2 separate regions of the Homo sapiens genome follow, and region 1 is linked to region 2. A link is a loop called in an ENCODE intact Hi-C map of the cell type or tissue named here. Cell type or tissue: B cell. All regions are shown on one strand.

What was found. A loop is a pair of places that touch in the nucleus more often than their neighbours do. Peaks named below come from ENCODE experiments on the same cell type or tissue, not always from the same donor. Only the 100,000 strongest peaks of a DNase experiment are listed, where the experiment ranks them.
Region 1: it touches region 2 in a loop (2.8-fold over the local background); 5 of 110 quality-filtered maps call a loop at or near these places.

What each region holds. Positions count from the first base shown.
Region 1 is chr1:59,071,107-59,073,606 of GRCh38, forward strand. All of the region lies in intron 2 of LINC01358 (long intergenic non-protein coding RNA 1358), which reads left to right. Among named protein-coding and RNA genes, the nearest start is that of LINC01358, 52 kb to the left of the region's middle. In B cell, no CTCF peak of the experiment used is centred here; DNase peaks (open chromatin) are centred at 385 and 1,355; H3K27ac peaks cover 554 bases.
Region 2 is chr1:59,011,969-59,014,468 of GRCh38, forward strand. No RefSeq gene overlaps it. Among named protein-coding and RNA genes, the nearest start is that of LINC01358, 7.3 kb to the right of the region's middle. RefSeq lists an enhancer at 1,596-1,675. In B cell, no CTCF peak of the experiment used is centred here; a DNase peak (open chromatin) is centred at 1,493; H3K4me3 peaks cover 1,156 bases; H3K27ac peaks cover 1,956 bases.

The sequences.
Region 1 (2,500 bases), 59 kb after region 2:
GGAAAGAGTGGTTTAGGCAAGGCTGGAGACATTGGAAACCAAACAAGGTCTTGCAAACCGATCAAGGAGTTTAAGTAGCTGCAAGTGCAGTAGGAATCCATTGTAGGTTTAGAAAGAGAAATGATTTACGATTAAGACAATCACTCTGGTTGCAGTAGGCATGGTTTATAGATTTAAGACTGAAATAAGGAAAACCAATTAAAAGCTTTTGCAGTACTCCAGGTCTTTGGATGCTAAATTTCAGATACTTTTCACAAACCACAACGTGTACTTCGAGATGCTGCAGCTAGAACACTGCAAACCACATTTCAGCTTGACTAGCTAGTTACCTGCTGAGCTCAGCCCATGGGGGCCACAGCAGGAGGCTGCACACCCGGAGGAGAGAAAGAAGCGATTGTTCCTTTCTGTTTGCTTCCTCCTTTCTGTTTACTTCCCGTTCCTATGTTCATAAGCAATGTCTCTTCACCATGGCAGCAGCAGTTGTTTCAGGAGCAATGGTTAAATCCAATTTGCAGTTTTTCTAACACTCACAGAAACAGCCTCATTGTGCCCCCTCAGTGACACTAACCAATCTGAGCCCCCTCCTCAGAGATCTGGGTCCCAGACCAATGAGACTTGTCCTTCAAACTCAGAAACACTATCATCAGCCGGGCAGTGTCCCTTCTCAGAATCTGAGTTTCATCTCTGCAGGGCCTTCTCTCCCATATTTCTAAGTTTTAATAATGCCAACCTCTTTCTTTGGTTGTCCCAGTCCCAGAGGCAGCCGCTTCCTGTAATTGTTGGCTCCATGATACCTTAGCATTCTCTTTTTGCCATTTTGGTTGTTGAGTTCCCAGGCAGCAATTCTCTATATTATATTCTCCATGTTAAAATAACTGGTATGGTTTCTCTCTCGGCTGGACCTTTACTGATGTAATGTAGGATTTTCCCTTCTCTAACTTTTGAGTTTTGAAATATCTATTTTTATTGTATCATCTAAACGTCTAACCAAATAAAAGGGCAGACCCAGCCATGGAATAAGTATAAGCTTTGTAATCAGAAAAACAGCAGAGCTACTTACTGGAAGTATGACTGTGGGTCTGACCCTTAACCTTTATAAGTCTTAGTTTCTGCATCTATAGAATAGGTGCAGTAAACCTCTACTTCAAATGGTCATTGTGATGGACTGGCACAGGCCAGGCACATATTAGGTAAACAATTTGTGGCAGCTATTATTATTAAAGTATCTCTCATAGAAAGTGTTTTATTTTAGATAATTTATTCAACAAATATTTTAGAACATGCCCTGTAAGTGTTTTCTTCCTGTTCTCTCCTGCCCCCCTGCAGGTGCCTCTGACTCATGACTTCCTCTCTCATAAGTGTTCCTCGAAGTTTCCTCCCTACACGTTTACTTGCCTCCATGTCGTCTCTCCAAAACCAGAATCTTCACAGGGTCAGGAAGAAAGCACTCAACACAATATCCAACATTTTGTATAGATCCAATCATCATTTGTTGACTAACCTCTGCTTGCTAACTGTTCACTACGGCTTTGTCTGGCTTCATACATCCTCTGAATGCCTTGGCCTCCCTTGGGATACCTCATGATGGGGCCAAAGCATCAGGACAAAAGAGCAGAGCAGAAAACATGCAAAGAAGACACTTCCCACCACACTCCACGGCTTCCTATTCTCAAGGCCAGTGGCACTTCAGCAAGCTGCTTCCCTTTAACTCTGTCCAGCTGGAGCCCTCTTCTCAGCCGCCCAGGGCTGGTAGCGAAGGCCCATTCGCAGTTGATTAAGGAGTAATTAGCAAGCCCAGTCAGGATCATTAGCATTTCTATGTTCCCACTTGTAAATAATAACTGGTTTGAGTGAGGTGATTAAAAAAAAAAGAACAGCTGGTGGGAGATTTTAGAAATTTACCTACAGGTCCAGCTGAAGTGCCCACTGGGAACCCTTGGGAGCCTCAGTAGTCCAAACACCAGACAGATGCCCTCTCCCTGCCCCAAAACTATCCTTAGAGGGAACAATTGCAGGGACATCTACACCCTCCCTATAGCACGAAAGTACAAATGTCTCCTCTCCTAGTAAGAGAGGGCATGGTCATAATAGAGAGGGGAAAAAAAAAAAAGAAAAGAAAAGAAAAGAAAGAAAAAACCCAGATTTTGGAGTTAGGCAGACATGACTTGAAAACTCAGCTTCTACACTTACTAGTTTGGTGACCTTGGGCAAGTATCAGCTTCTTTATCAGAAACATACTCTTTGTCCTTATGGATGGAGTCTTTCTTTCTTTCTTTTTTGTAAACAAATCAAGACGGTATTCAACAGTAAACAGATGAGTAGTTTGTTCAAGGAAAAGACAGGAGAGATGAGCAGGTGGAGCCCATGGAATCTTTAGGGCAGTAACACAGTAATCTATATGATACTGTAATGGCCAATACACAACATCATGCATTTGTCAAAACCCATAGAATATATCCAAAAGAGAGTAAATCATTTTACCAAAAAGACACATGTATGT
Region 2 (2,500 bases):
GTGCTTGTCTCAGTAATTTCACCAGCTGGCTATTTCATCTTGAGCAGATCACTTCACCTCTGTGAGCCAGAATCTCCTCATCTGTAAAATAGGATAAAAACCTAACTGTCATATGTAGATGCTCGAAAAAGGGCAGCTGCTATTACATTAATATTAAAGAATGACAAAACATGGCCGGGTGGTGGAGGTGGGTTCTAACTCTCCTTTCGTGGAACGCAATAGCTGAACCGATGTGACCCACTGATGAAATTCAATAGGAACCCTCTATACTCACTTTACAAGGAGAGAAAGAAGTCAAAAGATAGAGATGTATTAATTTTATGTTTTGCCTTCATACTTTTTCAACCTTATACTTTCATTTAGGTCTTTGGCTTTTGCCCATCCCAGAAACCTGTTAAGATGGCATGCGACTTAGCACAAAATTATACATTTAGTCATTTCAAGTTTAAAAAAGAAAATATTATGCCTATAGGTGATATTCTGCAGTGACCACCAAGACCCCAGGACTCTTCACATGAACCTGTCTTTGAGCCACTGGTAGAACCTAACTGACACTCTGAGATTGTTCTGCCACCTACTAGCTGGGTGAGCTTCGGGAAGATCGTCATCTGCTCTCTGACTCAGTTACTTCGTCTGTAAAATGGGAATACCAGCTTCCTCAAAGGGTGCTTTTGTGGAGAGGTTAAAATAACACAGGGAAAGCACTTAGCTTGAGCATATATAGTCAGTGCTCATTAATTAGTAATTTCTTAGCACTATTATTGTTATTATTGTTACTCAGCTCTCAGGGAACCTAATTAACTGTAGTAAAATTTCGACTCCTGTATTTTTGAACCAGTTAGCTTCTGTAGGCAGGAACCTTCTGTTACTCAAAACTGCAGAGCTTAGTGATTAAGAGAAATGAAGATAGAGGCTGTAGTTTGCATTCTATTCTCACCGTTTATTGTGTGGTACTGTGTGATACTGAGCCAATCACGTAAGCTCTGATCCTCCGCTTCCTCATCCTCATCTGTAATATGAAATGATAATGGTATTTATCTCACAGAATTGTTATGCGGAATATATAATACAGTGCTTTTGAAGCTGGCATACGCAGGTAGTAGGCACTCAGTCAATATTCAATGAATTAAATTCCTTCACTTGAATTTCCATTTAAAAACACAGAAAAAAGTCTACAGATCTGAAGCAAAGAATGTTATTGGGCTCTTCACCACTTGTGAAAACTGCAGCTTGGTGCCCCACCCCTGTGCTCATTTTATAAGGCACAGGGTTTTCAGTTATTCTCGGTGTTTCTAGGAGGTTGACTTCTCAGGAAACGGTACCTGTCTCTCCCAGAAACCTGGGGTGTTTGCCTGGAGAAAAATCCCTTAGCCAAGAGACCGTTGTGACCTTTCACAGGCAAATTTACTCACAGCCTAGGGTGGGAAGAGGCCTAGGGAGCTCCCCTTCCAAGGGCACCGGGCTATGGGAATTTCCTCCAGGGCCTTCCTGGGCCGGCCCTGGCCGCGCCTCACTGAGCTCCTTGCAGTTTCTGTCAGCGCTGAAACTGCTGTGGAAAGTTCAGCTCGAGAAGAGGGAACTAGGGTGTTTTGCTTTTTTTCTTTCTTTTTGAAAGTTGAACAACCCTAAGACTTGATTTAGAAATCTTAACCCAAGCCAAATGCTTTTCTGATGGGTGACCACCCCAAGGAGCAACCAGGCAGGGTACTTTGACTTTGCAAGGACACTGACACTGGCAGGAGCCAGATCTCTCCAGAAAGCAAACGGCGCAGGTTCACACGCCACCAGGGACGTGTGCTGGAATGTTGCTTTGTTTTTGACTCTGAATTTACGGTCTCACTCCTCCTTCCCCGCCCCCTGGAACGCGATTTATTATTATGCAGACCTAGTGGCTTTTCTCCAACTTTATTTCTTTTTTCAGAAATAAACAAGGGTTTTACAGCTCCATAACCTCTCCAAAGTTTGTTTATTCTTCCCTCTGTATAGTGTGGGCCATGTTCGTTCCCTGGGAAAGTCTCTTCCCTAATTATTTTCACATTTTAACAGCTTTTGTTTCTTCTTTCTGTGAGGTTTATGAAAATGCTGACGGTGGATTTGCTTCAGGCTAAATTGTACCATAAACATTTTCTCCTAGGCACATGGGAGCCTCGGTGACCAGGGACCATGTTGCTATTCCTTATTGTGTACCATGCCAGAAGGAAATTTTAAAATCCTGAAATACTCTTTTTGATGGCTGGAAGAAAAATATGTAAATTGGTAATACAGAGAAAATCTGCTAATCTTGTACAAGGAATTTTGGACAATATCATGTAGGTAAGAGCCAGCTGTGAAAAGGGCTGCCTCAAACGCTGAGCTTTCATTTTAGGTTGAGCTCTTTCTGCCTCCAACCACAGACTGAAATTTGTTGTGTTTTAAGGAAATAAAGATTTTTAAAATGAAAGGCTAGTATGTTTTAGCAAAATCTTGGGATTCTGGGATAGGTAAATGTTTGTTTCAGGCA